Regions from separate parts of the Homo sapiens genome. Here region 1 is linked to region 2. A link is a contact called in ENCODE Hi-C or POLR2A ChIA-PET data. All regions are on one chromosome and are shown on one strand. The core of a region is the stretch at or near the end of the contact, and the rest is flanking DNA. Distances in the headings are between cores, read along the strand shown. Region 1 holds the start of ALKBH7 (alkB homolog 7). Region 2 overlaps ACSBG2 (acyl-CoA synthetase bubblegum family member 2).

The links. Hi-C counts contacts between places; a loop is a spot of excess contacts on that map. ChIA-PET counts read pairs that join two places held with the same protein, here RNA polymerase II (POLR2A). Pooled maps may share reads with other maps.
Region 1: a loop to region 2 is called in a pooled map, with 8 times the contacts of the local background. The contact joins the promoter of ALKBH7 here to the enhancer-like site in region 2. A Hi-C loop is called at or near these places in 3 of 37 single-sample maps with no recorded cell type and 10 of 50 pooled maps. POLR2A ChIA-PET finds 5 or more read pairs at or near these places in 7 of 52 experiments (A673, BJ, GM10248 and 4 more).

What each region holds. Positions count from the first base shown.
Region 1 is chr19:6,370,948-6,375,632 of GRCh38, reverse strand. It overlaps ALKBH7 (alkB homolog 7), which reads right to left and starts at 2,839. Exons shown (of 4, transcript NM_032306.4): 1 at 2,609-2,839; 2 at 1,257-1,430; 3 at 1,044-1,168; 4 at 383-822. The coding sequence starts at 2,812. The coding sequence ends at 660. PSPN (persephin) reads left to right here. Exons shown (of 2, transcript NM_004158.5): 2 at 17-485. The coding sequence ends at 339. RefSeq lists a silencer at 2,116-2,515 and an enhancer at 2,185-3,107.
Region 2 is chr19:6,158,204-6,163,001 of GRCh38, reverse strand. ACSBG2 (acyl-CoA synthetase bubblegum family member 2) reads right to left here. Exons shown (of 15, transcript NM_030924.5): 6 at 1,707-1,787. The region is part of intron 2 of LOC105372255 (a long non-coding RNA gene); the gene reads left to right. Among named protein-coding and RNA genes, the nearest start is that of ACSBG2, 25 kb to the right of the region's middle. RefSeq lists a silencer at 1,458-1,517. Within about 2 kb of position 1,586, at least 4 of the 41 ENCODE cell types and tissues checked have a DNase peak (open chromatin) inside an H3K27ac peak, as active enhancers do.

The DNA.
Region 1 (4,685 bases), core at 1,590-4,089, 210 kb before region 2:
CCCTTCCCTCCCACAGGCACCCACCGCCCCCTTGCCCGCCTGCGCCGAGCCCTGTCTGGTCCATGCCAGCTGTGGAGCCTGACCCTGTCCGTGGCAGAGCTAGGCCTGGGCTACGCCTCAGAGGAGAAGGTCATCTTCCGCTACTGCGCCGGCAGCTGCCCCCGTGGTGCCCGCACCCAGCATGGCCTGGCGCTGGCCCGGCTGCAGGGCCAGGGCCGAGCCCACGGCGGGCCCTGCTGCCGGCCCACTCGCTACACCGACGTGGCCTTCCTCGATGACCGCCACCGCTGGCAGCGGCTGCCCCAGCTCTCGGCGGCTGCCTGCGGCTGTGGTGGCTGAGGGTGCCCGGCCTGGCACCCAGAAGCTGCAGTGCTGGGGGAGCTCGGCTGACTTATTTATTGGAGACCTGGATGCAGAGACAACGAGGAGGGGAGTGGGCTGGGGCGACCAGCAGTGAGTGCAATAAAGGACACCACTCTCCCGGCCTTGTGACTTTGACCATGTGTCCAGCCAGCCACACCTGGAGCTCCCTATGGGCCAGTGCCATCCTGGGTTCCCCTGCAAATCCCGGCCCCAGCAAGCAGCCACTGCAATGTCCCAGTTAGGCTGTCCATTCCCCAACTTTATTCACAAATCTGGTGTCTGTAGAAAGCTGGGGGTCAGCAGGCTGGGGGCGGCTGTCCAGACTCCCCTGGCCCCATGCCCTCAGGGAGGGAGCGGCAGATCACGGAGATGCGCCGGCCCCGGGGAATCCGGCGTTCCCCAAAGAAGGACTCTTCATCCCGAAGGATCTCATGGGAGAAGTCATAACGGGCTGAGCCCCTGCAGGAAGAAACAGGCTGTGACTGGGTGCAAGGAGGGCAGCCCCTGCTCCAGGCAGACCTGGATTCCAGCCTCCTGGATTCCAGCCCCCTGCTGCCTCCCACACAGACCCTGGGGTAAAGGCGTCTTCGGGGAGGGCTGGATTGAGGGAAAGTACCCAGGGCACAGGGTGGGCGGATGGCACATTCTTGGAGGGGTGGGTGCTGCCTGGATGGAGGTACCTAAGGATGTAGAGGGAGCCCGGCTCCAGCAAGAGTTCCAGCCACTCCCCCGGCTCCTGGGTGTGCACCAGCCGCATAACGCTGGGAGACAGGAGAGACAGGCCGGCGATGGTGGCCCCGCAGAACTGCAAAAGAGGCGTGGGGATGGGTCAGGATCTAACCGGGCCTGCCTACCCCCTGGCTGGGAGTGCCAAGGCACCGTCCTCTGCCCACCTTGATGCTGTCCACGTGGGGCTTGATGTAGCCGCGGGCTTCCAGGTCCAGCACGTGCACGGAGGAGAGCAGGGTCTGGCCGGGGCCAAAGGCGGCCGCCTGCACGCGCTGCAGGATGGCCCGGCTGGCTTCTGACCAGCGCGACTTCTCTGTCTCTCGGAAGCCGTGGATGGCCTGCACAGAGAGCTCGGTTAAGCCTGGGAGCTCCCAGAGGGAACAAGGAAACTGAGGCAAGGAGGGGCAGAAAACGGCAAGGGGCTGGTTTCCCTATGTGACTCTTGACCCTGCCCTCAACTCAAACTCCCCTAGCCCCTCAACTATGGCCCTACCTAGGTGTGACCTCAGTCCTTAGTACTCACCCTGAGGCTACAATTCCAGGTCCCCAATGCTGGCCCGGCCCCAGCATTCAATTGGCTGAATCTCCCTACAACTTGACCCCACCCAAGTGTCCTGTCTCTGTCTCTCAACATCATCTGGCTCCACATCCGTTTCCGCCCCTAACCTTGGTCCCAGGTCGCAAAAGTGCTCTCCCTGACCCCAAGGTCCTCATCCCCCAGGTCCCGCCCCTCCCACAGCCAGAGTTTCAGCCCAGCCCCCACCATAGCCCAGCTCCCAAATCCCTGCAATAGCTACCGACCCCAAAAAGGCCCTGCCCCATCCCAGCATGTGTCTCCCCTATCTCCGCCCCCAGCGTGGTTCTGCCCTCTCTAAACCTCGACTTCCCCGTCCCCCCCACAGCATGGCCCCAACCCATCCCGGCGCTTGACTCCACGGACCCCGCCCCAAGCTTGGCCCCGCCCCATCCATGCGCTCGACGACCTGACCACGCCCCAATCCCAGCCGCCACGTTCTTCTGCACTGTAACTGCTAGCAGCGTAATCGCACCCCAACCCTACACCCGACTCCCTGGCCCCACCCCCACGCTCGACTGCGCTGTAACCGCCCCCAAGCGTGGCCACGCCCCATCCCAGCACTGGTCCCCACTGTCCCCGCCCCCAGCGTGGCCACGCCCCGTCCCTACGCTCGCCTCCTGTCCCGCCCCCAGAGTGCCCCCGCCCCATCCCTGCGCTGTCTCCTTTGTCCCCGCCCCAGCGTGGCCCCGCCCCATCCCTGCGCCCGACCCCCCTGGCCCCACAACCCCAGCACCGTAGCCCCGCCCCCACGCTAAACGGTACTGTAACCGCCCCCAGTGTGGCCCTGCCCGGTCCCGGCGCTCGTCTCCTCTGTCCCCGCTCCAAATCCCCGCTCTAGGTACCGCCCCCAGCGTGTCCCCGCCCCATCTGATGCTCCACGTCCCCAGGCCGCGCCCCCGACGAGCCCCCGTCCCTCGCCCCCGGCGCTGCCGGTCTCACCGCGTCCCAGTGATCGTATTCGTAGCGGCGGCGGCGCAGCTCGGGCTCCAGTTCTCGGCTCAGCGTCTCCTCCTCTGCCGTGCTCAGGAAGCCAGGCCGCACCACGGCCGCGTCCTGCAGGCGGCTCAGCACGGAAGGGCCCGAGCCTCGCACCCAGCTGGGCCCTGGCAGCGTCCGCAGCGCCAGCAGCCCAGTCCCGGCCATAATCCCGGAGCGGGGTCATGAGAGAGGGCAGGGTTGGGGAACGCCCCCGCCAAAAGCCATTGGCGGTACCTGCGGCAGCGATTGACTTCCCTCAGAGTCCCGCCTCTCGCTCATAGCTATTGGTTGCTGCTAGACTCGCCTTCACAGGCTATTGGCCTTTTTCCAGAACCCGCCTCCTCTCTTGAGCTTATTGGGCGCCACCTCCCGCCTGACTTACACCAGTGGCTGAGTCGCAAGTCCGTCTGCAGCTTAGCACCGCCTCTTTAATCATTAGAAAACGTACACCCTAGGGGTTGCCTGGCCAAGACTTCATAAGGGGATATGGGCAGTATCTGGTCTGAAGTCCGGAAGTCAGGGGGACTGGGGCCAAGGCCACGGTTATGGAGTCGACTAGGGCTAGAGGTTAAGGGCAGAGTACAGTCAGGCCGAGATAAGGGTCCGGGGTCAGGGGACTGACGTCAAGGCCACGATTATGTGTGTGGTGGGGCCAGCTATCCAGAGTTAGGGCTTATGGTCAAAGGTCAGAGCGAGGTATCATTCATTTCCCCGTCTCCGTATCACTATTACTTTAGGTTTGAAAATGGCATTATGGTTGTCTTTTTGATTCCTCGGCCGGGCGTGGTGGCTCACGCCTGTAATCCCAGCACTTCGGGAGGCCGAGGCGGGTGGATCACCTGAGGTCAGGAGTTCGAGACCAGCCTGGCCAGCATGGTGAAAACCCGTCTCTACTGAAAATACAAAAAATGAGCCGAGCTTGGTGGCGCGCGTGCCTGTAATCCCAGCGACTCAGGAGGCTGAGGCAGGAGAATTGCTTGAACCCAGGAGGCGGAGGTTGCAGTGAACAGAGATCCCGCCACTGCACTCCAGCCTGGGCGACACAGCAAAACATTGTCTCAAAAAAAAAAAAAAGAGTCATCGTTTTTTACAAACGCAAACTGAAAAAAAAATATTTACAGAAAAAAGATCTCTGGGATTTGCTTCCACATAAATCCAGGCTGTGGGGGCAGGGAGGGGGCGGGTAGGGAAGAATCATCTTTGACCGTGAATTAATTGTTGAATTGGTGTGATAAGTACGTGGGGTCTCATTACCCTGTTTTCTCTACTTTTGTTTATATTTATTTTTATTTGTTTATTTTTGAGACAGAGTCTCACTCTGTCGCCCAACCTGGAGCGCAGTGGCACGATCTCAGGCCCTGAAGATTTGCAACCGCTGCCTCTGGGGTTTAAGTGATTCTCATGCCTCAGCCTCCCGAGTAGCTGGGATTACAGGCAACGAACCATCATGCCCAGCTTTTTTGTTTTGTTTGTTTTTGAGACCGAATTTCGCTCTTGTCACTCAGGCTGGAGTGCAATGGTGCGGTCTTGGCTCACTGCAACCTCTGCCTTCCGGGTTCAAGCGATTCTCCTGCCTCAGCCTCCCGAGTAGCTGGGATTACGGGAAGCTGCCACCACGCCCAACTAATTTTTGTTTTTTATTTTTTTGGTTTTTGGGTTTTTTTTTTTTTGACACACAGTCTCGCTCTGTCACCCAGGCTGAAGTGCAGTGGCGGGATCTTGGCTCACTGCAAGCTCTGCCTCCCGGGTTCACACCATTCTCCTGCCTCAGCCTCCCGAGTAGCTGGGACTACAGGCGCCTGCCACCACGCCCGGCTAATTTTTTGTATTTTTAGTAGAGACAGGGTTTCACCACATTGGCCAGGCTGATCTCAAACTCCTGATCTCAGGTGACCCGTCTGCCTCGGCCTCCCAAAGTGCTGGGATTATAGGCCTGAGCCACCATGCCCGGCCTTTATTTTATTATTTTCTCCCTCTATTGCCCAGGCTGGAGTGCAAGGGCACGATCATAGCTCACTGCAGCCTGGAACTCTTGGGC
Region 2 (4,798 bases), core at 337-2,836:
AAACAGAATCTTAAAATGGTAGGTTCTACTCTCCCTTGCAGAGGAGTAGATGCCCTTCTATGTGACTCTCCCCTATAAATTAGCGTCTTCAACCAGGGGTGATACTACTCCACCACCGCCCACCCTCCCCCCACCAGGGTATATTAGGCAGTGTCTGGAGACACTTTTGGTTGTTTCAAGTGGGAGGCAGGGGATATATTCCTGGCATCCAGTGAGTGGAGGCCAGCAATGCAGCTCAACATCCTACAGGGCGTCGGACAGCTCCTTAGAGAATTACCTGCCCCAAATGTCAACAGCAAGGAGGTTGAGAAACCCTGCTGTAAGTGTTATTGCTAACAAAGTAGTCTTTTAAGTTATCCGAGACTTAAGACTGTTGCTGTAGTGGTCACTTTGAACCTCTAAAAAGTTTGTAATTTTTTTTTTTTTTTTTTTTTTGAGACGGAGTCTTGCTCTGTTGCCCAGGCTGGAGTGCAGTGGCGCGATCTCAGCTCACTGCAAGCTCCGCCTCCTGGGTTCACGCCATTCTCCTGTCTCAGCCTCCCGAGTAGCTGGGACTACAGGCGCCCACCACCACGCCTGGATAATTTTTTTGTATTTTCAATAGAGACGGGGTTTCACCGTGTTAGCCAGGATGGTCTCGATCTTCTGACCTCGTGATCCGCCTGCCTCGGCCTCCCAAAGTGCTGGGATTACAGGTGTGAGCCACTGGCGCCCGGCCTTTTTTTTTTTTTTTTTTTGAGACAGAGTCTCACTCTGTTGCCAGGCTGGAGTGCAGTGGTGTGATCTCGGCTCACTGGAACCTCCGCCTCCCGGGTTCAAGCGATTCTCCTGCCTCAACCTCCTGAGTAGCTGGGACTACAGGCACGTACCACCATGCCCAGCTAATTTTTGTATTTTTAGTAGAGACGGTGTTTCACCATGTTGACCAGGATGGTCTCGATCTCCTGAGAAGTCTGCAATTCTAATTGGTTGTCTTAGTCATTGTTATAACAAATTTTGGCTTGGGTATAAATAAAATATTTAAACTTAATGTTGTTAGTTTTAACATAATTTTCAACTTTTTAGTATATTGTTTAATTATCTTAATGTTCTTGGGAAAAAATTAATAACAAAATGACTGATTTTTTTTAGCCACCAGTTTTGGTGGTGATTTGTTGCCCAGCAGTAATTAGCCAGAACAGACACTGTTCATTAATCAGTCCCTTCATGCCAGAAGGGAAAAATGCGTCCCAAAGGTCCCGCCTACGTCCTTTTGCTAGGCCCCCACGCATTGCTCACCTCCCATTTCCCTTTGCAAAGGCCACATCCACTTCCCTTTGCAAAGCCCCACCCACTACATTTATGAAGCCCCACCCACATCCCTTTGCAAACCCCCACCTACCACATTTGTGAGGCCCCATTCCATCTCTGCTTACCTCCCACTTTCTTTGAAAGGCCACACCCACTTCCCTTGTAAGGTCACACCCCCTCCCTCTGCTCACATTTCACGTCCTTTGAAAGGTCACACCCACTTTCCTCACAAGGCCCCACCCACTTCCTTTCCTCACCTTTCACTTCCTTTGAGAGTCCCCACCTACTTCCTTTGAGAGTTCCCACCCTTGCCAGGTCCGACCTCCTCCCTCTGCTCACCTTCCACTTAGGCCACGCCCACTTTTCTTGCAAGGCCCCGCCCTCCCCTTTCCCCAGTGCCCACCTCCCACACTTACAGAGTACAAGTTGTTGTTCTTCTTCATTGGCAGTCTGTACTGGATGATCGCTTTTAGGGGCTCTAGGCTGCTCTGTGGAATCTGAAAGAAAGTTCCCTGTGGGCTTCATGGCAACCCAGCCCTGGGAAAGACTAAAGCTGGGTTAGATGTCCTAAGTAAGCTCTCTCCAGCAACTCTAGCCTCTTTTTTTTTTTTTGAGACACAGTCTTGCTCTGTCGCCCAGGCTGGAGTGCATTGGCCCAATCTCGGCTCACTGCAACCTCCGCCTCCCGGGTTGAAGCCATTCTCCCACCTCAGCCTCCTGAGTATCTGGGATTGCAGGCATGTGCCACCATGCCCAGCTAATTTTTGTATTTTTAGTAGAGCCGGGGTTTCACCGTATTGGCCAGGCTGGTCTCGAACTCCTGACCCCAGGTGATCCCCCCGCCTCGGCCTCCCAAAGTGCTGGGATTACAGGCGTGAGCCACTGTGCCCAGCCTCCAGCCTCTTTTCTTCCCCTGCCCACACTATAAAATGCTGCTATTGGTCTTGACTGACTCCAAATGACTTGGTTTCAGGACTCCTGGATTCTTTGTAGTCCATATCAGTAGCTTCCAACAGTGTCGGTAGAGGATGACAATAGTCTGCCCGAGACAACACATCTCTGACCAAATTATGCTACACAGAATTGTGGATCTTGGTTGATGAGCTAAAAGAAGTCCCTCATGGCTCTTCCTTTTCCAGGACTTTGCACCTTGCAGCCCAGATTTAGCTAACCTTTTACTCGGAGTCAGGCAATAAAAATCCTTCATGAAGTTGGCTGGAACCTGGACAAGTGCAGAGCCCTCTACCCATACCTAGCACGGTAAGGTTCAGGTGACCTGCGGGATTCTTTTTTCTTTTCTTTCTTTCTTTTTTTTTTTTTTTGAGACGGAGTCTCACTCAGTCACCTAGGCTAGAGTGCAGTGGCGCTATCTCAGCTCACTCCAAGCTCCGCCTCCTGGGTTCATGCCATTCTCCTGCCTCAGCCTCCCGAGTAGCTGGGACTACAGGCGCCCGCCACCATGCTTGGCTAATTTTTTGTAGTTTTAGTAGAGATGGGGTTTCACTGTGTTAGCCAGGATGGTCTCGATCTCCTGACCTCGTGATCCGCCCACCTCAGCCTCCCAAAGTGCTGGGATTACAGGCATGAGCCACCACGCCCGGCCCCTGCGAGATTTTTATACTCTGTTCATGCCAAAGAAAGCGGGATGGGGTCTCTCTATGACACTTCTAGCCAATCCAATGAAAAAGTTACTTGCAACATCCATTTTGCTAATCATAACCACGCCTCTGGCATGCATTGGAGAGAAAAGATGGCAGAAGCCCGTATAGCAGCTGGACAGGAGTTTTCCAGAGAGAAGAAGAAACAGACATTCAAGGAGCCTGGGGCAGGCAACAGCTTGGGATGTCTGAGGGATACAAAAAGTCCAGGATGGCCAGAGTGGGGACCCAAGAGAGTATGATAGGGGAGGGGGCATGAAAGAATGGTGAGGCCCAGATCAGCGGAGCCTTGGAGGCAAAGATGAGGAGTTTGGAGTTTATTTAACTCCAACAGAAAACCGCTAGAGAATTAGAGGATTATAAGCAGAGGAGGATCTGTGATTACTCCCCCAAATAAAGATCTCCAAGTGGAGCTGGGCATCCAATTTGGGAGAAGCATGTCAGGAACCTGGTTTTGAATCTTCTAGACCTAGCAACTGGAACAATAAATCCTCCACAGACTTCACCTTCAATGAAACTAGGAGTCAGAAATAATTCAGATATTGCTTTATTCACTTAATGCTGGACCTGCTAGAACCAGGACAGAAATCCACAGCAGCCAGGTGGGTGTAGAGGGGAAGGTTGTGTATGTGGCATTTTCCAGTTATGGAAAACTCAAATTAAGCCAGCATTCCCAGCTGGAAGAAGGACCCCACCCACCCACCAGCACCCACCCCATAGTGTGTTCTGCTAGGAAGAGGACAAACAGGTATGACATGAGTTTTGGGAACCACCGATGCATCACTTAAGAAAGTAATTTTGTGAGCAGTGGTTCATGCCTGTAATCCCAGCACTTTGGGAGGCCAAGGCCATTGGATCACTTGAGGCCAGGAGTTCAAGAGCAGTCTGGCTAACATGGCGAAATCCAGTCTTGACAAAAAATGCAAAAATTAGCCCGGTGTGGTGGTGTGCACCTGTAGTCCCAGCTACTTGGGAGACTGAAGCATGAGAATCACTTGAACCTGGGAGGTGGAGGTTGCAGTGAGCCAAGATGGCGCCACTGCTCTCCAGACTGGACGACAAAGTGAGACAGTCTCAAAAAAAGAAAAAAACAAACAAAAAAAGAAAAGAAAAGAAAAAGAAAAAAGAAAAGAATTTTTAAAAGCTCTAGGCCAGAGGTGGAGGTCTGTCCTTCCTGAACCAAGTCAGGAATTAGGAGTCAAAGGAAGCCAGGCAGGAGAAAGTGTTGTATTTCACTGAGTCTAGCTAGGATTTCATTGAATCTGGAAACTGTACCCAAATTTCGGAGAGAATAAAATGTGAGAAAACATATGGCCAGTAGTGATCAGAGAATGCCATCAATGAAAAGACACATCTCGACTCCAGAGATGTGAAAAAGTGAAGAAATGAGTGACTCAGAGTCATGAAATCATGTATTCAAGAAACAGTCACAGTGGTCCTTGAGCTGAAATGAACCTAGCCATCTAGGCTCACCCCTCCCAGGGACTCCCCTCCTCTCCAGGACCCTCCTGCCAAAAGCTGATACAGCAAACTGCAGCTCATTCAAACATGTAGGAAATTTAAAGTTTCGACAATAGCCATACAAAGACACTACAATGAAAAAAAAAAAAAAACGTAAGACAGCAGCTAAATTTCACTGTACACAAATAAAACTCACTGGATAATTTCAACACAATGCAAAAGAAAATTGTAACCAAGGCCAGGTGCAGTATCTCATGCCTGTAATCCCAGCACTTTGGGAGACCGAGGCGGGCAGATCACGAGGTCAGGAGATCGAGACCATCCTGGCTAACATGGTGAAACCCTGTCTCTACTAAAAAAATACAAAAAATTAGCTGGACATGGTGGCA